3 separate regions of the Homo sapiens genome follow, and all the other regions are linked to region 2. The links are chromatin loops, found by intact Hi-C in ENCODE. Cell type or tissue: heart left ventricle. All regions are shown on one strand. Region 1 overlaps LRP11 (LDL receptor related protein 11). Region 2 holds the start of RAET1G (retinoic acid early transcript 1G). Region 3 holds the start of LRP11 (LDL receptor related protein 11).

The links. Hi-C counts contacts between places; a loop is a spot of excess contacts. Peaks named below come from ENCODE experiments on the same cell type or tissue, not always from the same donor. Only the 100,000 strongest peaks of a DNase experiment are listed, where the experiment ranks them.
Region 1: it touches region 2 in a loop (6-fold over the local background); 109 of 110 quality-filtered maps call a loop at or near these places.
Region 3: it touches region 2 in a loop (2.8-fold over the local background); 32 of 110 quality-filtered maps call a loop at or near these places.

Annotation. Positions count from the first base shown.
Region 1 is chr6:149,836,712-149,844,711 of GRCh38, forward strand. It overlaps LRP11 (LDL receptor related protein 11), which reads right to left. Exons shown (of 7, transcript NM_032832.6): 3 at 6,272-6,413; 4 at 627-752. RAET1E-LRP11 (RAET1E-LRP11 readthrough) reads right to left here. Exons shown (of 15, transcript NR_182438.1): 11 at 6,272-6,413; 12 at 627-752. Among named protein-coding and RNA genes, the nearest start is that of RAET1E-AS1, 23 kb to the right of the region's middle. In heart left ventricle, a CTCF peak has its summit at 4,050 (motif pointing right); a DNase peak (open chromatin) is centred at 4,260; H3K27ac peaks cover 483 bases.
Region 2 is chr6:149,922,380-149,930,379 of GRCh38, forward strand. It overlaps RAET1G (retinoic acid early transcript 1G), which reads right to left and starts at 742. Exons shown (of 5, transcript NM_001001788.4): 1 at 547-742. The coding sequence starts at 631. RefSeq lists enhancers at 2,938-3,473, 3,474-4,008 and a silencer at 3,939-4,018. In heart left ventricle, CTCF peaks have their summits at 4,004 (motif pointing left) and 7,231 (motif pointing right); DNase peaks (open chromatin) are centred at 862, 3,412 and 3,962; H3K4me3 peaks cover 2,982 bases; H3K27ac peaks cover 682 bases; H3K27me3 peaks cover 1,863 bases.
Region 3 is chr6:149,862,085-149,870,084 of GRCh38, forward strand. It overlaps LRP11 (LDL receptor related protein 11), which reads right to left and starts at 2,275. Exons shown (of 7, transcript NM_032832.6): 1 at 1,324-2,275. The coding sequence starts at 1,936. It overlaps RAET1E-LRP11 (RAET1E-LRP11 readthrough), which reads right to left. Exons shown (of 15, transcript NR_182438.1): 6 at 6,778-7,801; 7 at 6,619-6,696; 8 at 3,132-3,260; 9 at 2,801-2,913. It overlaps RAET1E-AS1 (RAET1E antisense RNA 1), which reads left to right and starts at 1,414. Exons shown (of 2, transcript NR_045126.1): 1 at 1,414-2,298. RefSeq lists silencers at 1,280-1,429, 1,600-1,709, 1,850-1,909, 1,980-2,429 and an enhancer at 2,086-2,586. In heart left ventricle, a CTCF peak has its summit at 3,058; DNase peaks (open chromatin) are centred at 1,297, 1,857 and 2,297; H3K4me3 peaks cover 2,982 bases; H3K27ac peaks cover 2,343 bases.

The DNA of each region.
Region 1 (8,000 bases), 86 kb before region 2:
GCTGAGGTGGGAGAAACACCTAAGGCTGGGGAAGTCGAGGCTGCAGTGAGCCATGATTATGCCACTGCACTCCAGCCTGGGTGACAGAGTGAGAACTGGTCTCATAAAAAAAAGAAAGAAAAGAAAAAAGAAATGGACAAAGACTAAACGTAAACTTAAGGTTTTGAGACTCTTCGTCCTTCCTCAAATCCATACTTCATTACATTTTCTTCAGTTTTTCTTCTTTCTTACAGGGTGTTTCTATGTGTATGATATTATAAGACTGATTTACAGCTCTGACTTAGCCACACCCTGGTGTATCGCAAATTTTCTTTAAAAAATTATCAAAACAAAGCATCAAATCACTGCAGTTTTTAAGAAAGCACATGACATGCAGCATTTTTAGGATAGAAAGAACCTGGAAAATTGAAAAAAATTAAAAACATAAGCAATACTAAAAATTTGACATTTGAGACTTAGACTAGAGACATATTGAATTCTCATTTAAGGCATAGCTTTTACATGTAAAGTTATAACTAAAATCAAGCAGGGGAAGGACACTGTGTTTGCATTTCATTCTCAGAACACAGACCTCCCAACTCCATCCCTTCCAGCCACTGCCTAGCAATGTGACATAGCCAACTCACGATTCTGGCAGAAGTCTTCATCAGACCCATCAGGACACTGCTGCACTCCATCGCAGGCGAGCGTGATGTCAATGCAGCAGCCATCGTCACAGAAGAAGTGGTAGCGTGAGCAAGTGTGCAAACATCCTATTTGTAAACAAATCTCAAGTCACACGAGTGCAGAAGTTCAGACTCTCAAGATGGGGATGACAAAGGGGAGTCCGTGGGGATGATAAAATGCACTTCGGGGAAGAGATGCAAATAATGAGGCAAACCTAACAATTCCAGCAACAGGTTCTGGAGAGGTTGGAGGGCTCTTTTTGAGCCTCCCGACTTAATTCTTCAGACTCCTCAGGGGCTCTTGGTCTGAGGGCTGTTCTCCATGCTTGCCTTGCCAGGAGGTGGCACACAGAAGCAACAGCCCAGGTCTCTCTCCACCCTTGATTCCCCGCCTCAGCTGTCTCCCTCTTCATTCATTCATTCATAGAAACCATTGTTGGAACCTCTTCTTCTGGCTGTCGATTGCTCTGCAGGAGGGCACCTAATACCATCCCATCCCCTGGATGGCAGTTGGCTATGTTTTAACAGAGATACCATTTATTTATTTATTTACTTACTTAAGACAAGGTCTCACTCTGTCGCCCAGGCTGAAGTGCAGTGGCACAATCTTGGCTCACTGCAACCTCCGCCTCCCGGGTTCAAGAGATTCTCTTGCCTCAGCCTCTGGAGTAGCTGGGACTACAGACATGCACCACCACACCCGGTTAATTTTTGTGTTTTTTGGTAGAGATGGGATTTCACCTTGTTGGCCAGGCTGGTCTCGAACTCCTGACCTCAACTGATCCACCTGCCTCGGCCTCCCAAAGTGCTGGGATTACAGGTGTTAGCCACCGTGCCTGGCCCAGAGGTACTATTTTACATATGCTATGTCTTACATTCTTGTCTCCTAAGTAATACTTTTCACTGAGATTAAGTTTTTACTATTGAATCCTATTTGTTGATTATCATAACGTCCCTGGTACTGTAGAGAATAAACAAAATTTAGTTATGGGCTGGCATGAATTTAGTTTCATGAAATAATGACATTGGCCAGGCGTGGTGGCTCACACCTGTAATCCCAGCACTTTGGGAAGCTAAGGCGGGTGGATCACAAGGTCAGGAGATCGAGACCATCCTGGCTAACACGGTGAAACCCCGTCTCTACTAAAAATACAAAAAATTAGCCGGGCTTGGTGGCATGCACCTGTAGTCCCAGGTACTCGGGAGGCTGAGACAGGAGAATCACTTGAGTCTGGGAGGCAGAGGTTGCAGTGAGCCAAGATTGTGACACTGCACTCCAGCCTGGGCGACAGAGGGAGACTCTGTCTCAAAAAAAAAAAAAAAGAAAGAAATAACGACATTTCTCCCTTCTGGAGTTCTTAGGAGCTTTTAATTTGCAGTGCAATTCATAGGAGCTACAAATATTTTCCTGAAATGCATTTTCCCTCTCCCTTGATTAAGCCAACTTTATTAGACTTAGCTAGAGGAGAACCGGGTGACTATCTGGTACTGGCAACATGGACTAAGGCACAAGGCTAGAAGCAGGTCACAGGAGCTCCACGGTTTTACAGGGACAGAGTGGACTAGACAATTCTCTCAGGAACATGGGGAAGTGGCAGATTATATGATATTCCTTCAAAACCAAATGGCTGAGCACAGTTCACAAACCCAAGTGAAATCTTGGACATACACTTGGTTTTTTTTTGTTTTTTTTTTTTTTGTAGATACAGGGTGTCACTATGTTGCCCAGGCTGGTCTTGAACTACTGGACTCAAGCAATCCTCCTGCCTCAGCCTCCCAAAGTGCTGAGATTACAGGTGTAAGCCACTGCGCCCGGCCTTGGACACATCTTTTATTGAAACGTGGTTAAATCAAGAGGTTGGAAAAGGAGTCTATCTTGGTGTGAGGCAATTTGAAGATATATTGATCCAGGAGGAAGAGAAGTTAAAGAAAATAAATGGTGATAGAAGCTCCTGCGGAAGAAGAGGAAGCAAAGAGCCTGCAGTTATGACTGAGAACATGGGCCTGAAGGAGAGTCAGCTCCGGCCACTGGGAAGAAGCAGGGAGCGGAGGTGGGGGACACGCTGGATATCAAGCAGGATACAGTTCCTCGTCAGGTTTCTTAAATTCATGGCATGAAAATCCCAGATATCTCAAGGTTTTATTTATTCTTTGGTGATTTTGGAGATGGATCCATATTTGTAAATTTTCTATCTATTTTTGGATTAGCAGCCTCCAAACTTTTTTGATCATGCATCCTGATCAATAATATATTGTTGAACAGGCATCTCCAGTTTATTTATTTATCTATTTATTTGAGACGGAGTCTCGCTGTGTCGCCCAGGCTGGAGTGCGGTGGCACAATCTCAGCTCACTGCAGCCTCCAGCTCCCAGGCTCAACTGACTCTCATGTCTCAGCCTCCTGAGTAGCTGGGATTACAGGCGTGTCCCACCACATCCGGCTAGTCCGGTTTATTTATAAATAATACGTGCATACTACTGTACTAACATGGGGTGTATCTTATAAAATATACTCAAATTTTAAGGAAAAAAATTAAAAATCAGCAAAAATATAAACTCTGCTGTCTTCTTTCTCACCCTAAAAATGTCTTGAACAACTCAGGGGCATCCTGTTTGGAGACTGCTGAGTTAGATCATGTTGGAAGAGCTTGCTGGCTTGCTGTTTGATCATTTTTCTAAGCATGAAAAATGTTCAAAATGTCAACTTATTAAAAATTGAACCAAGTTATGATCATATAAGCAGGGTACCTGCTCATCTGTCTACCTCAGCTAGTGTCACCCTTGGTTACCATAACATCTGGGTCATTCATTGCAAGACCAATACATACAATGCAGGGGAGGGAAACACTTGTCTCTTCTACCTCTATTTTCCAATGTCTCTCTGTGGTGTTTTATTAACTTTAATTCATAGCATGTTATTCCAATATAACCACTAAGTGATTCTAGACAGCAGTTAGTACTTCACCAATTCCTTTTTATTTTCCATATAAAGTTACCCACACAAGACCTATACTCAAGCGGCCACTGAGTAATCAAAAATGATTCACACACCACTCTCTGCTACTTCAAATACAGTTTATTATCATCTTGGAGAAGGGCCAGAAATTTACAGCTGGCAATTTACCTCTGGAGCCCGGAAAGCTGCCTGAGGAAATAAACCAGGACAAACAAGTGGCCGGTGAGGTGCTGGCCATCTGCTCATATCAGTGCAGGCCCTTCCTCCCTCCCAGGCACTTCAGCTGTACAAGAGCAATCCTTTTCTGATTTCTGTGGGGATGACAGGGTATCTGTGTCTTTTTCCCAAGAGTCCCTTCCTCCCAGAGTCAGCACTTGACTCAGACCCTGTCCAGGTGAGTCCCGGTACCCAGGGGGAAAGCCCTCTAGAGGGCGCCCAGATCTACAGAAGTGAGCCATCCCTGCTGGAGACAATGTCATGTCTCCACTGGTCCTGGTGGCCAAGGGACCAATGATGTTTTGAGTAGCTGCCCAGCAAAGGGACTCAACAATGTTTTGAGTAGCTGGCTGGCTCTCCTGTCCAGCTGCAATGAATTAGCAGGGCTGATGGAATCCGGGCTGAGCTGGACAGACTGTTTACTCGCTATCACTGGTGACCTCACAGTGCTGGCACGGGCTGGAGTTTGGTGCCTGTCCTGTCTGTGAATGGTTACCCTGCTTCCTTACAGTAAGCTTAACCCCTGGCTGGACAGGTTGTCATCAGCCAAACAAATTTTTAATGCCGCCTATGAAAATTATCAAAGTTGACAAGTCCTTAGGATCCTAAAATCTCTAACTCCTTAGAAAATTTCATTTCCAGTATGCATACTAACCTCAGTTTTTGATAGAAGGCTAGATCCAATATAGTACAAGTAAATCACAGTCCTGTTCCAACTCTTTTATCCTCATTCTGCACTCTGCTGGCTTAATTACCATCTGGATCCTGAGTATTGAATACTGAGAATTCAAAAATGTCACAGACTTACTGCAAGTTTACCAGAGTCAGGGACCACCAGTGCACCACTCTATCCCCAGTGCCTGGCAAGGACCCTGCACACTGCATACACTAAGAAAATACACGATGACCGAGTAACAGGATATTTAAATGTACAAGACCTTAGCACCTCTCCAGAAGTGAATTGTGTGTGTGGTGAGGGGTTCCCTCTACAATACTACAATATCTTTAGTGTCGCTAAGTTCCATGCAATGGATATTTTAAAAAATTTGATGACCTAATCTTTCTTAGACATGTAGACGTTGGGCTGGGCGCGGTGGTTCACGCCTGTAGTCTAAGTGCTTCGGGAGGCTGAGGCGGGTGGATCACCTGAGGTCAGGAATTCGAGACCAGGTTGGCCAACATGGTGAAACCCTGTCTCTACTAAAAATACAAAATTAGCAGGGCGTGGTGGTGCACACCTGTAGTCCCAGCTACTTGGGAGGCTGAGGCAGGAGAATCACTTGAACCCAGGAGGCAGAGGCTGCAGTGAGCCGAGACTGCACCACTGCACTCCCACTCCAGCCTAGGCAACAAGAGCAAAACTCCCTCTCAAAAAAAAAATGTAGATGTTTAGAAAAGTAAGAAACATAGATGAATGAAATAAGTTTTACATTGTTACATTGTACAACAGAATGTGAGAACCATCATATGTATTTAAAGTTATATTATTAATATAACTGCATCTGCGTAAAGTGTCTATGAAAATGTGTAGGTAGCACTTTCAAATTGATGGGTCCTTTGCGTATTTCAATTAATTTTAACCGTACTCCTTAGCTGCACTCTTTTTCTCTTTCTAAAATTTTTGAAGTGACTTATTATATCAGCAATTGATTACACCCAAGAGCCAAGTCTTTCTTCAATCCTGTGGTATGCCTTTTCCTTGTTTTTTTAATATGTATTTTTAATTGACAAAAGAGGAGAGTATATATTTATGAGGCACAATGTGATGTTTTGATATATGTTTGCATTGTGGAATGATTACATCAAGCTAACTGACATATCTATCATCTCCCCTACTTGTAATCTTTTTGTGATGACAACATTTAAAACCTACTGTTTTAGCAATTTTGAAACAGACAATACATTATCATTAACTATAGTCACCATGCTGTGCAACAGATCACCAGAACCTGTTCCTCCGGTCTCAGTGACACTTTGTACCCTTTGACCAGCGTCTCTCCTTTCCCAGTCCGTCCCCCGCACAGCCTCCAGTAACCGCCATTCCACTCTCTGCTTCCACGAGTTCAACTGGTTTCACTAAACTCCTTAGCTTCCCTCTTGGAACAGATGCAGCAAATGGACCATCCATCTGTAAACAAAGTCCTCTCCCAGAATAGCCAAGCAATTGTCTTTGATGAAGTCGAGTCAAGAGAAGCGGGAGCATCTCTTCTCATCCCCTGGAGTGCTTCCTCCACCCCAACCCAGTAGCATCGGCTAAGCCCAAAACAGAAGAGAGCCTGCTTTTGTTATTGTGTTTTTAGCAAAGACTCTCTCATTCAGCAATAACCAAAAATAAAATGGAAGAGCCCATGGAGCGCAGAGCCAGAGGACAAAGCGCCAACCCGACATTGCCTTCCACAAGCAGTGGGAAGCGAGGGAAGGACTTTCTTCTCACCTCCTGTGGAGTAGGCTGCGCGAAGCACTGTCACTGACACGTTGTCAGAGCTTCTCTGCCCGGCAGTGTCCGTCACGGTCAGCTGGAAGGTGTAGGTTCCCTCCTGTAGGTGGGACAGCTTCAGGGTTCCTGATTGAGGCACCTGCCACACAGATGGGACACATCACGTCGAGCAGCAGACTTGAGCTCCGAGCCCAACACCATCCTCAACCGAAAGTCCATGTCCTCAGAGCAGCCCCAGGACCTGCCTCTGCACTCCGGCCCGAGGCTGCTGAACTACATCACACACTGTTGGCAGCTGGCCCACCTTGAACTCATAAGTTCTAGTTTATTTAGGTGGCCAAGGCCTTGACTGACAATCCCTTCACTTGTCTGCAGCAGTTGCTGCTCCAAACCTGCACCTCATCCCCAGCCTCACGCTCAGGATCCAGGCCCTGCCGTCTCAGCAGGGGGACTCATCAGCTTCAGGGAGAAAATCAGGACCATGACTAGGGCTCCACCACCCACCTCCTCCTGGTACCCTACCTGTACCCACTGTCACTTCCTTCTGACAGCCAGCAGGGAGAAGCTGTCCCTCCTGTGTTCCAGGCCAACCCCTCCTTCTAGTCCTTGCCCCCTTTCTTTCTAGGACCTTTAGAACACTGACACATCGACTCATTTCTCTTTCAAATGGCTCTGCTATTACTATGCTCAAGTTTCTCTCATCCTAAGAAACAAACAAAACAACAAATAAAAAAAATTCCCTGAGCTCTAAGGGCTCACCAGCCACAGCCCCGCTTCCTTCCCATCTCCACTTGGCTCCCTGAAAGGCCTGGCTGTGCCGTGCTTGCTGTTTCTGTTTGCTCACTTCCCATTTAGTCTTCGCCCACCCAATGTAGCTGCTTTCCCCACCATCCCCCTGAAACAGTGCTGGCAAAACTCACTAACTGACCTAGCAAAAGTCTCCTAGGTGTCAAGACCAACAATACTATTTTTAAAAAATCCATGCTTGGTTGGGCACGGTGGCTCATGCCTGTAATCCCAGCACTTTGGGAGGCCAAGGCGGGCGGATGATGAGGTCAGGAGATGGAGACCATCTTGGCCAACATGGTGAGACCCCATCTCTACTAAAAATACAAAAATCAGCTGGGCATGGTGGCGTGCGCCTGTAGTCCCAGGTACTCGGGAGGCTGAGGCAGGAGAATCGCTTAAAACTGGGAGACAGAGGTTGTAGTGTGCCAAGATCACCCACTGCATTCCAATCTGCTGACAGAGCAAGACTCCATCTCAAAAAAAAAAAAAAAAATCCATGTTTAACTGGCCCTCTTACTGTATCTGGCCATGCTGGCCACTTTGGCTGTTTGAAAACCCCTGCTTCCTTGGCCTCCTTTTCTATCCAAGTTCCCCCAGTCATTCATTGCAGAAGCCCTCCTGGGCTTCAGTTCTGATCACTCCCTAACCCAGGGCTCCATGCTTGCCCTCTGCTCTCCCAACATTCACAGGCAGCTTGCTGAGCATGCTGGAACAACAGCTTCTGAAGCTCAGCTCTGTGGTAGGATTTTGGGAGTCACTGCTGGACAGTCAGCCTGAAGACTGTTTTTCCAGCTCTCCTAATGATTCTATTACCTATTTAATATTCTATTTAAAAAAATTCCTTTCTGCTTAAATGAACTAGTCTGGATATTGTCCTCTGCAGAATGCTGACCATTTGACATTCTATTACATTGATGCGTTAATAATGGACTTTGGA
Region 2 (8,000 bases):
GAGGGTGGGAAGTGTCTGCTGAGCCGCTGGGTGCAGGTGAGTGTCTACAGGAAAGTGCAGGGAAAAATTCAAGGGCACGCAGCCCTGGGGGTGCTGGAAGGTTTGTGTGGTTGAGAGCGGGTGAGAACAGAGCAGGCTGGTGGCTGGTGGGAGTGTCTGTGATTGTGTCCCTGTGCAACCCCACTTCACCCCTGTCCTGACCCCAGCTCGGATTCTGGGGGCTCTGGTTTCTCCTTCCCGAGGGCGGGTGGGACTGCCGGGCTGCACTAGGGATCCCCGCTCCACGTCGCCCTCTGCAGCCCTCTGGCCCCTCCACTCTCCGGGGGTTCCTTTCCAGCCTCCTCTCTGACCAGCTCCTCCCCTCGGAGGATAAGTAGCCTCTGGGAACGGACCCGGCGGGAAGGAGACGCGGAGGGAAACTGAGCGGGGGCGCAGTCCGGGGTGATCGCACGGGTCCTTCCAGAAGCCTCCCCTCCTCTGAAGCCCACAGTCCACAGCCCCCCACGGTTGGCCTCCGCCCCGCTTAGGCTCCATCCCCGAACTCACCGGCCAGCCCGGTCCTGCACCAGCTGGACAGCAGGAGCAGAAGCGGGAGGCGTAGAAGGAACGCGGGGCTGGCGGCCGCTGCCATTGGGGAGTTGGATCGCAGGGGACAGCAGAAGCGAAGCCCAGCCCGTGGATCACCTGGCGGCTCGCAGGCTGTCTGAATGCAGCCCGTCTGAATGCAGCCCTAAACTCCAGTAAGCCCTAAACTCTAGCACTCCTTCTGCCCCGCCCCTCGGAGGAAACACACCCCCTTTGCTGAGCCGCTAGCCAATCAGGTGTCTCTCAGCCAAGTTGCTCATCCAAGTCTACCCCACTTTCTACTGCAGCGCTCGCGCACTTCCCCCTGCTTCAGCCAGTCAGACTTTGCTGGCTGCCTGCCCGGGACCAGTCCTGCCAAAGGCTTCTTTCCATGACCCCCTCATGTAATCATCACCGCAATTTTTTCATTTTGTATTAATCCAATGTGGATACCGATGCACAGAAAGGTGAAGAAAATGCACAGAAGTGTTCAGCCGCGACAGGGTCTCCCTGTCCTCGCCTGTACCTGCGACACCCGCCTTCCCTCTCCCTGCGTTGCAGAGTGCTCCCAACCCACCGTCCTGTGCGCAGATCCAAGCCCAGTCCCATCCCCGCGGCCTCATCCCAAATCCCGAGTGGACGTGGTTATAGCCTGGGCTAGGTTTGTTTGTTTGGTTGGTTGGTTTTTCTTTCTTTTCTTTTTTTTCTTCGTGACAGAGTCTCGCTCTGCCGCCCAGGCTGGAGTGCAGCGGCGCGATCTGGGTTCGCTGCAACCTCTGCCTCGCGAATTCAAACGATTCTCCTGCTTCAGCCTCCCAAGTAGCTGGGACCACAGGTGCGCGCCACCAAGCCCGGTTAAGTTTTGTATTTCAGTGGGGACGGGGTTTCACCATGTTGCCCAGGCTGGCTTTGGACTCCTGGGCTCAAGTGATCGGCCCGACACGGCCTCTCAAAGTGCTGAGATCACAAGGGTGAGCCACCACGCCTGGCCCGGGGCTAGATTTTATTACAGAAGCACCAGGTCTTCAGAAGCTTCAAAGAAGATATTGTACACTAAACAATTGGTTAAGATAGTAAATTTTATGTTCTACTTTTTTACCAAAATTAAACAGCTTTAAAAATTATCTTAAAAATATGTGTCTTGCTGGGATCTGCCCAATTCGGATTGGCAAAAAGACTCTGCTCATTAAAATCTTTGCATTTTAATGCAAAGCATTGAAAACCTTGTCTCTAAAATCACAACCTGTGAGGCACCTTGCTGATTTAGAAAGCACATCAGAGAGATTGACCCTGAGCTCCCCTTAGAACAGTGCCCCACCAGGTGTGGGGATGGCCCAGGGGACTCAGCAGAGCAGGTTCAAATGAAAGCTCCCCATAGCTACTAACTGCCAGCGCTTGCTTTGGGCCTGTTCCCCCTGGGCAAGGACCAGCCATCCTTCCAAGCCGCGCACAAATACCCCCTCCCATGTGTGTCCCTCATCTTCCCACATGAAGGAACACCCTCCTGCTCCCTGAGGCCTGGATCCACAGTGATGGAGCGTATCCGGATCTCCCTGTGTGACAAATGCTCACACATTTCTTTGCTTCTCTACTAGAAGCATGAGGTCTTTGAGACTATACTAGATCTGTGTACAGCTTTTGAGGGAAAAAAGCCCTAGTGGCCTACTGTTGCTCAATTGGAATGTGATCAATTGTGTTTCCCATGGGAGCAGGAGGCAAGGGAGGGGTCTGTGCGTGCGTGGAGCTCACTTTGCAGTACACCCATCTGTGGCCAACCATTGATGCCTGGATCCATGGCTGCACCCACACCTCTGCTCAGTCCCTGGACGGTCCCTGCGGCCATCCTCAAAAGGAAACCCCAATTGTATCCTTGTCTTAATTATCATGAGGGCATCTGGAAGTGGTGGCAGAAGCCAGAGACAGGTGAGGGTCCCAGTGGTTCCTGGCAGCTGTGAAGGGCTTAGCTTAGGGTGAGGACTGGACAGAGCCCCTGGGTCCCATTCTGCCCCCAGCCACTCAGGCAATATCCTCTTTTCCCCTTCTCTCTCAGCCTCTTCTCACCCTAGGGCTGTACCCAAAGCTCTGAATGAGACTGTCCCTGCCCCGCCCCATCCACTCCTGGTCCAGCTCAGCAGTGACCTTGGAACTCCAGGAGCAGCTCAGTACCCCTGTCTCCGAGTCAGCTCTGCTCCAGGCAGGGCCAGAATCTGGAGTGTGCAGGAGGCCGGATGGCAGGGGCATTGCCCCAGGACTGAGCCGTATTCTGAGGGTTCCCAGAGACCTGACCTCCTACTTGTATACAGTCTTTTCAGTCAGCGTCTGCCTTAAAGGCTGTGACCCAGGCACCTTCCCTGGGAATTAACTCCAGCATTGTCCTCTGGGTCGACACAGTCCTTGGCAGCCTCTCCTTCCTGGGGTTACACCCAGTTCCTCTGCTCTTCTCCAGTGGATGGAATCTCCTTCTCCTTGACACACAGCATCTGGAGCCACCAATCTGCTGCCCCACTCAAATGTGAGGACCGCACATGCCTGAGCTCCTGCTGTCTGCACACCACGCACCGTGGGGGTTCCTTATGACCAGAGACACAGTCTGAAACAGACCTGAATTTGCTAAACCCTCTAGAGCTCGACAGGACCTAAGCCTTGATATGGTTCTGTGTGCTCCTCCCAGGGCGCCCGCTGTCCCCGAGCTCCGGGCCTGAGTGCTGGCTGGCGGAGACCCACAGTGGGTGCCCCGCTCCCGGACGATGCCCCTGGGCTTCCAGATCCAGAGCCTCGGGACGAAACTGTTTCAGGAAGACCCGGAAGGACTCGCCGGTCGCGGCAAGGGACAGGCGGTTCCTGAGACAGGAGGAGCCAGGAAATGCGGGGCCTGGTGGGGTGAGGAGCACGGGGTTCCTCCTTCATCCTCGCGGGGACTTTGCCACCGGCTCAGTGTGGAGGCCTCACCGTCCCGCCCGGATCCGTGGGGCTCCGACAGTGTGGCCCCTGCGAGGACCCCCCCCATCCTCCTCGCCCTGGGGCTGCTGCGGGAGGGCGCCCGGGCAGCACTAGGTCCTGAGTGTCCAGGGTCCGGCAGGGGCTTCCCGTTGTCGCCTCCCTGACCCCGCCGCTTGCGGTCCAGGGCTGCTGGTTTCTCCGCTGGTCTGGGAGGCCCTAGCATGGACGTCGTGAGGCGGAGAAAACCTTGGGATGGGTGGAAAAGAAGGATTGGAGGGAGGGCGGCAGAAAGGGAGAGGAAGGAAACAGGGCCGGAGAACAATGAGAAACCCCCACCACGAAAATGGGGAGAGGGGGACACGCGCACAGCCCCCACACTCCACCGACTCTCCGTCTCCTGCTCTCTGCCCAGTAAGGAACACAGGCCCCACCCCCTCCACCCTCACTGTGTTTGGGATCAGCCATTTCAGCGGGGTGAGGCGTCCCCTTGTGGGTGCGATTGGCATTTCCCTGAGGGCTGTGAACACTGAACACCTTTTCCTGGGCTCACTGCGATTTGCATTCTTCTTCTGATGCCAGCGGGCAAGGGGAGGTCCCCAAACGCCGGTGGGACCTCGACTCCAGCCAGTGTCCAGATTCTTGATATTGCCGGGGAAATTAATTCAAGGACCAGTAGGAAATAGAGAAAGGACGGAGATTTATTGTAAAAGGCAAAGTACACAGTCAAGTAAAGGGAGTGCAGGGGAACTCGAGAGAGAAGCAGGTGCAAGTTTGGGGCTGCCACCTTTCTGGGTTTCTTTAACCAAGGAGTGGAATATTCATGAAAATTCCTGGAAGAAGGTAGAGATTTCTCAGAACTGTGGTGCCCCGCATTTTTACACTAAATATAAGTGTTCTCAGAACTGCTCAGGAGCTGGCTGGTGTGTGTTTAGTATGTTAATCAGCATGTAATGAGGTCCTAGGTGAAACCTAGGTCAAATGCAGGGCCTTGTTGGGTCCAGTCATTCTTAGCCAGCTTGGTCCACATGCTGTTTTTCAGCATCTTATCAGCCCAGAGCCTCTGCACATATTTCAACAGATTCCTTTTGCTAGTCACCTGAAACTGCTGCCCAAAATTTTCTATTCTTTTGAGACCACCGTGTAGTATACCTGTCTTACTTTGGAGAAATGTCTATTCAAATTCCTTGCATATATTTAAATTGGGTTATTTCACTTTATAATGTTGAGTTGCAACATTATATATTATATATAATATATAATTGCAATTATATTTTGTTGCAATATTATATATTCAGAATACCAGTCCCTTACCTGATATATGATTTTTATTTTATTTTTTAAAATTTATTTATTTATTTATTTTTTAATTTTTAAATAATTTTTAAAAATTATACTTTAAGTTCTAGGGTACATGTGCACAACGTGCAGGTTTGTTACGTAGGTATACTTGTGCCATGTTCGGTTGCTGCACCCATCAACTCGTCATTTACATTAGGTATTTCTCCTAATGCTATCCCTCCCCCAGCCCCTCACCTCCCAATAGGGCCCAGTGTGTGATGTTCCCCGCCCTGTGTCCATGTGTTCTCATTGTTCAACTCCCACCTATGAGTGAGAACATGTGGTGTTTGGTTTTCTGTCCTTGTGATAGTTTGCTTAGAATGATCGTTTCCAGCTTAATCCATGTCCCTGCAAAGGACATGAACTCATCCTTTTTTATGGCTGCATAGTAGTCTGTGTTGTATATGTGCCACATTTTCTTAATCCAGTCTATCATTGATGGACAACTCTTTGCTATTGTGAATAGTGCCACAATAAACATATATGTGCATGTGTCTTTACAGTAGCATGATTTATAATCCTTTGGGTATATACCCAGTAATGGGATTGCTGGGTCAAATGGTATTTCTAATTCTAGATCCTTGAGGAATCACCACACTGTCTTCCACAATGGTTTAACTAATTTACACTCCCACCAACAGTGTGAAAGCGTTCCTCTTTCTCCACATCCTCTCCAGCATCTGTTGTTTCCTGACTTTTTAATGATTACCATTCTAACTGGTGTGAGATGGTATCTCATTGCGGTTTTCATATGCATTTCTCTGATGGCCAGTGATGATGACCATTTTTTCGTATGTCTGTTGGCGGCATAAATGTCTTCTTTTGAGAAGTGTCTGTTCATATCCTTTGCCCACTTTTTGATGGGGTTGTTTTTTTTTTCTTGTAAATTTGTTTAAGTTCTCTGTAGATTCTGGATGTTAGCCCTTTGTCAGATGGGTAGATTGCAAAGATTTTCTCCTATTCTGTAGGTTGCCTGTTCACTCTGATGATAGTTTCTTTTGCTGTGCAGAAGCTCTTCAGTTTAATCAGATCCCATTTGTGTACTTTGCCTTTTACTGCCATTGCTTTTAGTGTTTTAGTCATGAAGTCTTTGCCCATGCCTATGTCCTGAATGGTATTGCCTAGGTTTTCTTCTAGGGTTTTTATGGTGTTAGGTCTAACATTTAAGTCTTTAATCCATCTTGAGTTAATTTTTGTATAAGGTATAAGGAAGGGATCCAGTTTCAGCTTTCTACCTATGACCAGCCAGTTTTCTCAGCACCATTTATTAAATAGGGAATCCTTTCCCCATTGCTTGTTTTTGTCAGATCAAAGACCAGATGGTTGTAGTTGTGTAGTGTTATTTCTGAGGCCCCTGTTCTGTTCCATTGGTCTATATATCTGTTTTGGTACCAGTACCATGCTGTTTGGTTACTGTAGCCTTGTAGTATAGTTTGAAGTCAGGTAGAGTGATGCCTCCAGCTTTGTTCTTTTGGCTTAGGATTGTCTTGGCTCTGCAGGCTTTCTTTTGGTTCCATATGAAGTTTAAAGTAGTTTTTCCAATTCTGTGAAGAAAGTCAGTGGTAGCTTGATGGGGATAGCATTGAATCTATAAATTACCTTGGGGAGTATGGCCATTTTCACAATTTCCTATCTATGAGTATGGAATGTTCTTCCATTTGTTTGTGTCCTCTTTTATTTAGTTGAGCAGTGGTTCATAGTTCTCCTTGAAGAGGTCCTTCACATCCCTTGTAAGTTGGATTCCTAGGTATTTTATTCTGTTTGTAGCAATTGTGAATGGGAGTTCACTCATGATTTGGCTCTCTGTTTGTCTATTATTGGTGTAAAGGAATGCTTGTGATTTTTGCATGTTTATTTTGTATCCTGAGACTTTGCTGAAGTTGCTTGTCAACTTTCCGCCAACAACCACACAGTCTGCTCCCACACACTCTCTACCACACAAGCCCTCCAGCACCCCCAGGGTTCTCTGCCCTTGATCTTTCCCCTGCACTTTGCTGCAGACACTCACCTGCACCCAGGGGCTCACCAGACATTTTTCACCCCTCTCCTCACCATTCACTGCCACCACCCAAGTCACATCCTTTAGTTCCCCATCTCAGCCTGGCACTTTTACCCACACAAACCTCACTCACCTCTCCATCCATGAAGGGTCCTCACCACTTTCTCCAGCAACCAGGGGGACCCAGGACCCACTTACCAGGAATCCAGAGTCTTTTTCAGACCCACAGAGGATGATTCTTCTGTGTAGCACTAGGTGAGCCTGACATAATTTAAGTGGTGGTTGGAGGCTGAGGGAACGGCTGAATGAATGAGAGTTGTGGGAGTGAATGGGCTCAGAAGAAAACCCCAGGTGCAGAAGGGGAGCTGCAGTGGATGCTGTAGCCCCCAGAGGCCTGAAGGTGGCGGTACCGTGGTTGGAGACCTCCAGGCTGGGCAGAATTTGGAAATATGTGTAGTCACCTGGGTGCCCACAGAGTTTTTCCAAAGAGGAGAAATTTTGGCTTACAACAGGTATAGAGCTCCATCAGCATAGAATCTTTTAATAAACTTGTTGATCACAGGACAGGAAATTGCTGTCTTCAGCCCATTTGATTGAGACCAGAGTGTACTCAGGACAGAAAAATCCTAACCAGAGCCATTGGCAAGTGAAGGAAAGAAAAGGCGTTCAAATAGGAAAAGAAAAAGTCAAACATGTCTCTTTGCCAGTGATGTGATTCCATACATAGTAAACCCTAAAGACCCTGTCGGAAGGCTCCTGGAACTGACATATCAATTCAGTAAAGTTTCAGGATACAAAATCAATGTACACAATCAAGAGCATTCTTATACACCAATAATATTCTAGCTGAGAATGAAAGCAAGAACACAATCGCATTTACAAAACCAACAAAGAAAAGTAAATGCCTAATAGTTAATCTAACCAAAGAGATGAAAGATCTTTCCAAGAAAACTACAAAACGTGGCTGAAAAAAAATCAGAGACAACACAAATAAGTGGAAAAAATATTTCATGCTCATGGGTTGGGAGAATCGATATAGGCAAAATGGCAATACTTCCAAAAGCAATTTATAGATCCAACGCTATCCCTATCAAAATACCAATGTCATTTTTCACAGAAAAATCTAACCTAAAAATTATTGGGAATTTAAAAAGAGCCC
Region 3 (8,000 bases), 60 kb before region 2:
GCCTGCCTCCACTTCAGAAGGAAAGCTATGGAGTCCTTCCCAGTGTTTGCCTCAAGGCCAAGCAGTCGCAGGGTGACCCTTTGATATCTGCTCCCCTGACAAGGATTCTGAGCCTCATCTAAGGTAGAGGTGGGGAGGGAGGCAGGATGTGATGGACACAGATTTCCAGACTCTTTCAATGGATCCACAGGTTTTGGAGAATCCACACTTCCAAAGGGGCTGAGCTCCGCCCCCATCTTGCTGATATCATTCGTGCTATTATAAATCAAACAGCAACAGGGCATGATTAAACACACGGAGCCTGACCACACGTGGGCACAATCAAGGTCTCTTATTCCCTCCGTGACATTCATGTCCAACCACTACCATTTTTGTGCCTCCTGTATGTGTCCTGATTCTCTCATTCAGAGCATCTACAAAAAGTCAAACCGTCGAATCAGCATCATTTTTAGTCCTTAAGAAACACGCTTTAAAGTTTCCTATTTTCTTTTCCTTTTTTTTTTTTTTTTTTTAAGATGGAGTTTCGCTCTTGTTGCCCAGGCTGGAGTGCAATGGCGCGATCTCGGCTCACTGCAACCTCCGCCTCCTAGGTTCAAGCGATTCTCCTGCCTCAGCCTCCCGAATAGCTGGGATTACAGGCGCATGCCACCAGCTCTGGCTAATTTTTGTATTTTTAGTAGAGATGGGGTTTCATCACATTGGTCAGGCAGGTCTCAAACTCCTGACCTCAGGTGATCCGCCCTCCTCGGCCTCCCAAAGTGCTGGGATTACAGGCATAAGCCACCACGCCCGGCCTTAAAGTTTCTTATTTTCAACGAAAATCAAGTCCCCTCTTTTCACTTTTTATAAAAGGGACCAGAAGTTTTCCTCCCATTTTTGTATGATGAAAGCCACCGCAGGCAAAGTCAGGAGAGCCACGTCAAGAAAAAGGAGTGGGTGTTACGAGAAGCCCGGCATCTAATTAGATTTTGCTCTTGCAATTACTTAACACAAACCATGCCTTATACAACCCATGAGACTAAAACAAACTTTTTTCTCTCAGCATTTCTCCCCTTTTAAGTCATATTTCCACGAATCCTCTCAGATCAGCCTTTCTCTTCAAGCCTAGAAAAATTCCAGTAGCACGTCACCGCGCCCGCCCGCCCGCTTCTGCCAAACTACTGGGCTTCCTCTTCCCTAAGACAGAGAAACCCATGCCAGAAACTCTTCTGGGTGCCCGCGGCTAAAATAACTTGGCACGAGTGTGTTTCGCTTCCAACTTGGCGAGGGCGCTGCGGGTCTCGAGCGCTCTGGCCAAGGCCGGCCCCTCAGTCGCGCGCTTACCCTGCCGGGGCGAGGCGCGCGCGGTGGCCAGGGCGGCGCCGTCCGGCGCGCGGCTGAGGCTGTAGCTGCTGTAGCCGCTGTGCAGCGCGAACTTGCAGACGTTGCGGCCGCGCGCCGTGCAGTTGAAGAGGTAGCAGCCGAGCACGGCTGCCGGGGGCGCGGGGCGCCGGGGCAGCTCCACCACGGCCACGGAGCAGCGCGGCTCGGAGCAGCAGGCCGCCACGCATTGCCGCCAGCCCCGCACGGCCGCCGGCGCCCGCAGGAAGCTGGCACCCGCCGCCAGGGAGTCCTTGGTGCGGATGATGGCGTCAGGCATTGCGCTGTAGCCGCCGCTGCCCGGGCCCGGGCAGTCCTCCTGGGGGCCGCCGCCCGCGCGCAGCTCCAGCTCCAGCTCCTCCTGAGGCCGCTCCTGCTGCAGTTGCCGGCGGAACTCCTCCAGCAGCTGCTCCACGCCCGACAGCTGCGCGTGCAGTTCGGACAGCGGCGCCGCGGGCGGCAAGGCCGCACGGCCGCTTGGCAGCCACAGGCAGAGCAGTAGCAGCCCGCGCAGCGCCCCGTGACGCGGCGGTAGCCGGCGCTGCGAGCCCGCGCTCTCCTGGGCGACGGAGGCCATGGCGACGAGAGCCAAGGGCAGCGAGCCGAGGCGGGGCTGAGCGCGGGAGGAAGGCGGGGACGCGGGCGAGCGCGGGCCCTGGGCCCCTCCTGCGCGGCCGCGGCTGGCTCTAGGCCCCGGCCTCACAGCGCGGCGCCCCCGAACCCGGCTGCTCCCCCGAGGTCGCGGGCGCCGGCGGGAACCGCAGTAGCGGGAGACATAGCCGGCCCAGCCGGGCACCGCTCCTTGCCCTCGCCGGAGACTGCCCAGCGCCCTGCGCCTCTCCGCCCCGGCCTGCGGCGCGCTGGGTGGCGACGAGTCGGCCTCGGCGTTGATCAGCACCAGGTGTGTGCGAACAGTGGCCGCGGCGGGGTGGAGCCTTGGTGAGCCCCGCCCCCCCGCGCGGCCCCGCCCCCGCGCGTCTCGCGCCGGCTCCTCCAGGGCTGGGAGAGCAGGCCCCGGGGAGGGCAGCCTCAGAACAACTTTGCTCCCGCGCCGCTGCCCAGCTAGGGCAGGGTTCATGTCTGGGCCCAGCAGGCTTTAGCAACCAACCACACCTGCCCAGGGCGCCTGCCCACAGGGGCTTGGCATTCGGGGGAATGGGGGCAGTGGGAAGGGAGGGCCTGTCTTCAAATCCTCGTGACCCCCGGGACTACTCCAGAGAGGGGGCACGCGCACCTAGGACCACCGTAGCGCGTCATCAGTCCTTCACCTCCAGCGTCCCTGACTTTCCGCATCATGTTCCCAAGATGTGCTTGGGTAGTACAAAGTGGGGCGGGGTTGGGGTGGCGGAGTCAGGGCCGGGAGGGGTGGGGATGGGAAGTACTGAAAGATGTTCAGTCTGTTTAAAAACACAAAAATCAAGCCTGGTGAGGTGGTACTCGCCTGTAAGTCCTGAGGCTGAGTTGGGAGGATGGCTTGGACCCAGGAGTTCGAGACTGCAATGAGCTGTGATCACACCACTGTACTCCAGCCTGGGGGACAGAACAAGACCCTGTCTTTAAAAATAAAAACAAAACCCATAAATAGCAGTCGTCACATGCACTCAGATTTCCACAAATATAACAAAAAATCTGAACACAGCCAACATGGGGACCTGGGAGTAATACAGCCTGTGACAGAGAGGCCTCTAGCGGTTATATCACGTAAAATCTCGGGAGTTGTGCTTTAAATGACATAAGGAATAAGAAAATGTCCAACCCAGTGGGGGCTTCACCTTGGCGTTCTAGACTTCTGTGAGCAGCATCTGCATCTTGTTTGTTTCTGAATCAGTTTCTGTTGATTCATTTTTCTCCTGATTGTGGATCGCATTTTCTTGCTTTTTAGCCTGTCCGGAAATTTTTGCCTGGATGCGCACATTGTAAATAGAACACTGTTAAGTGTCTGTATTTTTTAGGATTGAAAGAATAAATAATTGGTGGGAAAATATCAGTCTCTGCTATGTGTTTATTATCTCCAGAGTTGACATTTAGGAACCCATTGCTTGCAGATCCAGATCAGAGTAGGAGGTAAAATTAAAAGGTAGCAATAGAAAAGAAAGAAAAAAGCTCAATGTTACTTGCCATTCCATCAAAGGGAGAAATTATAAAGTTTTTGCAGGGGTATATTTGAGTGATTTTTGAGGCTAAAAGAAATGGCCTCTTAGCTCTAAAGGCTGTGTCTGGACTGTACCACTTCGGCCTGGAGATTCTTCCTCATATGGCATACTCATCCCACACAACTGCAGTCATTGTAAGATGACCTTGAAGCAACATAATGCTTTTTATTTTTTATTTTTATTTTTTGCCATAGACCTTGGAGAGCTTGAGCAGGATTGTTATGAGGAGAAACTTTCACTAGTGATGAAAATGCTGACTGAGGGTATCATCAAACCCTCCAAGGACTAGTTGTTATATAAGTTATTAATATTAAAAATAACATGATAATATATAATATTAACTAAGAATTGTACATGATTTCAAAGTTTGCCAAACACTTTCACATACATGATTTTATGTGCCTTCACAGAGACTTTGACCACCTCACTCCTGCCTTTGGGACCGTGAAAGAGAAGTCAGTATAGAGTGAGCCCTAGCTCACATGTTCCGTGGTAGGGAAGTGGACAGGGGAGAGGACAGCATTTCTCAGGGGCATTCATTTCTAAATCCCTCCAGCACCATCAAAGATTTTCCTGCATCTGCAACTTTACAATAGGTCTTTTTGGGAGAAGTGGAAATTATTTAATGTTGTGTTTACCGTGAGCAGTGGTTATTTCTGGGCTGTGAGTTGCAAGTACTGAAGGGGAAATACTGACTTTTATAATTTATAAGACTTTGTTGAATTTTTTTTTTGCAATGAGCTTGTTGTAAATGATTTTCTATTTTTTAAAAATAAGTGTTGACATCTGCTTCAGCCAGGAGGGAGCAACAAGGACTGGACTTACTCTGTGACCTGAAATGAAAAATCTGTGAAAAAAATGTATGGAACAATGGTTTTCAGACATTGGGCAACAGGCAATGCAGGGCCCAAGAGAAGGGAGACAAAGGAAGTGAACATGCTGCTTGCTCCAGCTTACTGCCTGGAGAGGGTTTCCAAGCCGCAATGCAGACAGGCGAACCAAAAGAGACTCTGAGTTGGAAAATAGAGCTGAGAATTCAGGGAGGCCAGGGTGGCTAGAGTACCAGAGAGGAGAGAGTGCAACGGAAGGAGGGAGCTCTGGAGATCTGTGCAGGGTTCCTCTGAGTCTTCAGCAGAAGTTCGACCAGGTACATGCATGTGAGGAAACTTCCCAAGACAGAGAGGCAACCACTAGAAAAAAGCTGGCAGAAAAACTTCTGAGCTTGCATTGGCCAGGCAATAGTTCGTTCCCAACAGCCAGAGTGGAGAAACCTTGTGACAAGAGGCATGAGTTTGAGTAGGAAGGGAAGGGATTACAGAGAAGCACATGAAAACTTTTGCAGGTGATAGGTGTGTTCATTACCTTGATTGTGGTGATGGTTTCACTGGTGAATACATTGATCAAAGTTCATCAAATTGTGTATTTTAAGTGGGTATAGTCAATTATATGTTAATAAGGCTATTTTTTAAAAACGAAGTTTCATTGCACTGTGCATTGTGATTTATCTTCTTTTTCTAGTTCTCTTTTCAGTTTTTTTCAGAAATAAACTATCTTTGTTTTAAAAGCCTAAACATCAAAACCTTATCAATGGATAGAAGAATTTTTATGTGAGGATGAAAATGTCAGGAAGATGTGTTTCTGTTTTATAAGATAGATCATTAAGAGTAAGAGTGGATCAAATTGAGATTGGACTTCGTAGGTCAGTTTGTTGAATGTTGGAATGAGATAACCTGTGTCTTAGCTGGGCTGCTGTAACAGAATACCACAGACTGGGAGGCTTCTAAACAACAGAAATTTATTCCTCACAATTCTAGTGGCTGAGAAGTTCAAGATCATGGTGCTGGCAGACGCTGATATCTGGTGAGGGCCCACTTCCTGGTTCATAGACAGCAGTCTTCTCACTGAGTCCTCACCTTGTGGGAGGAGTTAGGGAGCTCTCTGGGATTTTTTTCTTTTCTTTTCTTTTCTTTTTTGAGACAAAGTCTCGCTCTGTTGCCCAGGCTGGAGTTCAGAGGCACAATCTCTGCTTACTGCAACCTCTGCCTCCTGGGTTCAAACGATTCTTCTGCCTCAGCCTCCTGAGTGGCTGGGATTACAGGCGCACACCACCACGCCTGGCTAATTTTTGTATTTTTAGTAGAGACTGGGTTTCACCATGTTGGTCAGGCTGGTCTCGAACTCATGACCTTATGATCTGGCTGCCTCAGCCTCCCAAAGTGCTATGATTTCAGGCATGAGGCACCGTGCCTGGCCTGGGATCTTTTTTATAAGAACACTAATCCCATTCATGAGGGCTCCACCTTCATGCCCTAATCATCTTCCAAATTCTCCACTGCAAACATCATCACATTAGGTTTCAACATAGGAATTTTGGGGGGTTACAAACATCCAATCTACAGCAACACCCTAGTGACATCGTTTTTTGTTGCCCTCCCCTCCCCTCTACTGCCCATCTAAGTACTTTTACAGGCATCGAATAAGTTAAGTCAGTGCATGTGAAGTGCTTAGAAGGGCATCTGACACATTATAGAAGTTCAATAAATGCTAGTTGTTGTTGTTATTACAACAGAAATGAAGGACCTTTCCTAAGATTAGAAGTCATGAAACCACTTGAAGCCTGAATCTCCTCTACAACATCCCAGCTGAGTGGCTGTTGCACTAAGATTCTTCCTTCTCCATACCCCTTTCATGGAATCTGCTCTGCTCACGTCCCTGGAAGGGGCAGCCCCAACCCCCAGGTGGCCACACCCCCTGTTCACTAGGGATGGAATCAATAATGAATGCCTGGCCCAAGCACAGCCAATCAGATACTCTCTCCAAGGAATGTAAAAACAGAATTGAGAAACAAACTGACTCAGCAAATCAACTCAACAAACTGACTCAACAAATTGAGTCAGGGAGGGAAGTGTAGCTGGGAAGCCAGGTGAGCTCCAGGGGACATGGAAGGGGATGATAGCAGAGAGAAGCTGTTCAGCAGAGGGGGACAAATGGAACCGTGAAAAGAGGAAATAGAGAACAGTGCATACATAGCCTTGAGAGAGGGAGGGAGTGAAGACAGGAGTTGCCTGACACTTTCTGGTCTCAAATCTCTCCCCTGAGCACCTACTTGGCCTTCTACCTGGAATTCCTCTCATGGAGTTCTTGCCTTGCAGCTCAGTGATCTAGGTTCATCCTAGTTAAATCTCTGTGGATTGCAAACAACAGAAACTCATTTTAGATTGGTTTAAAGAAAAAATAGCTACCGTGTTTACACACATGCACTCACAGGCAGGGAGGAAATGCAGCCAGGCCTTGGGAGGGCCTGGACCAGACATGGCAGAACCCTCAGCAGTCAAGCAGCTGGTCTCCCAGTTGCTGCTTCTCTCTTCTGGGACCAAGTAGTCTGAGATCTCCACTTCTCTCTGCACATCTGATTCATGCTTCTCTCAGAGTCTGGAGTTTTCTGCCCTCCATGCACAGAGCCTGAGTCTATCTCACCTCACCTGCAGCAATGAACAGAAACTCAGAACAGTGACCATCAGTACCAAGAGAGAGACTCTGATGAGTCTAGCTTGGTCCTGTGTCCACCCTAAACTGAGGTTAGTGTGCAGAGACCATGAGGCACAAACAGGGCTACAAACATGGCCTTCCCTCTCCTCATTGAGGATGGAAAGAGAGGCCGTTCTTAGAGGAAGGACGTGGTAGTAACTGGGGAAAATCCTGAGAAGTTGTCTTCTGCGTTGACTCAGGCAATGCCCCATGTCTGCTTGAACATGTTCATTAATTTTCATTTTAAATTTAAGAAACGCTTATAAAAAGTACTGTGCTACGACTACCAGGAACCGTTCTGAGTTCTGCACAGTCACTTATTTACTTAAAACAACAATTACGCAGCATGTGCTAGTATTACCCCCAATTCACAGGTAGGGAATGCAATATTTTGTTACTGAAACACCAGGGGTTCAGTTTAGGTCCTGTTGCTTGCAGCACAGAAAGCCAATCACTGGATCAAGTATTTTTGGGGGAAGAAGGCTTTCTTTGGTGCTGCCAAATAAAGATAAGTGGAGATAAGTCTCAGATCTTCGACCAACTTAAATTGGGGTGTATATAGTGGGGAAGGAGTGTAGCTACCCACAGGAAAACAGGAATTAAGGAGGGGTAAGGAAGAACAATTGGTCAACGGGAAGCAGATGGTTGGTTAGGAAAACAGGAATTATGGAGGAGTAAGGAGAGGAGTCTGGTGTCTCGTTATCTGGATGTGGTGATGTGAGTTTTACTTCCTCGATATTATCTGGAAGTCGGAGGGTTTCCTGAAAAAGGAATTCAGATAAGACAAATGTAAGTTTTAAGCATTAAGAAAAGCAGGGTCCATTTCTAGCTTTAATAGGAAAAAAATGGCAAACATCAGTTCTCGGGGGAAATTGAGCTAGTTTCACCTTCACACACCAAAGCTCCTTCCATCTTTGGGCAACTCTTACTATTCATTAGAATGTTTTCCTTATATTCAGT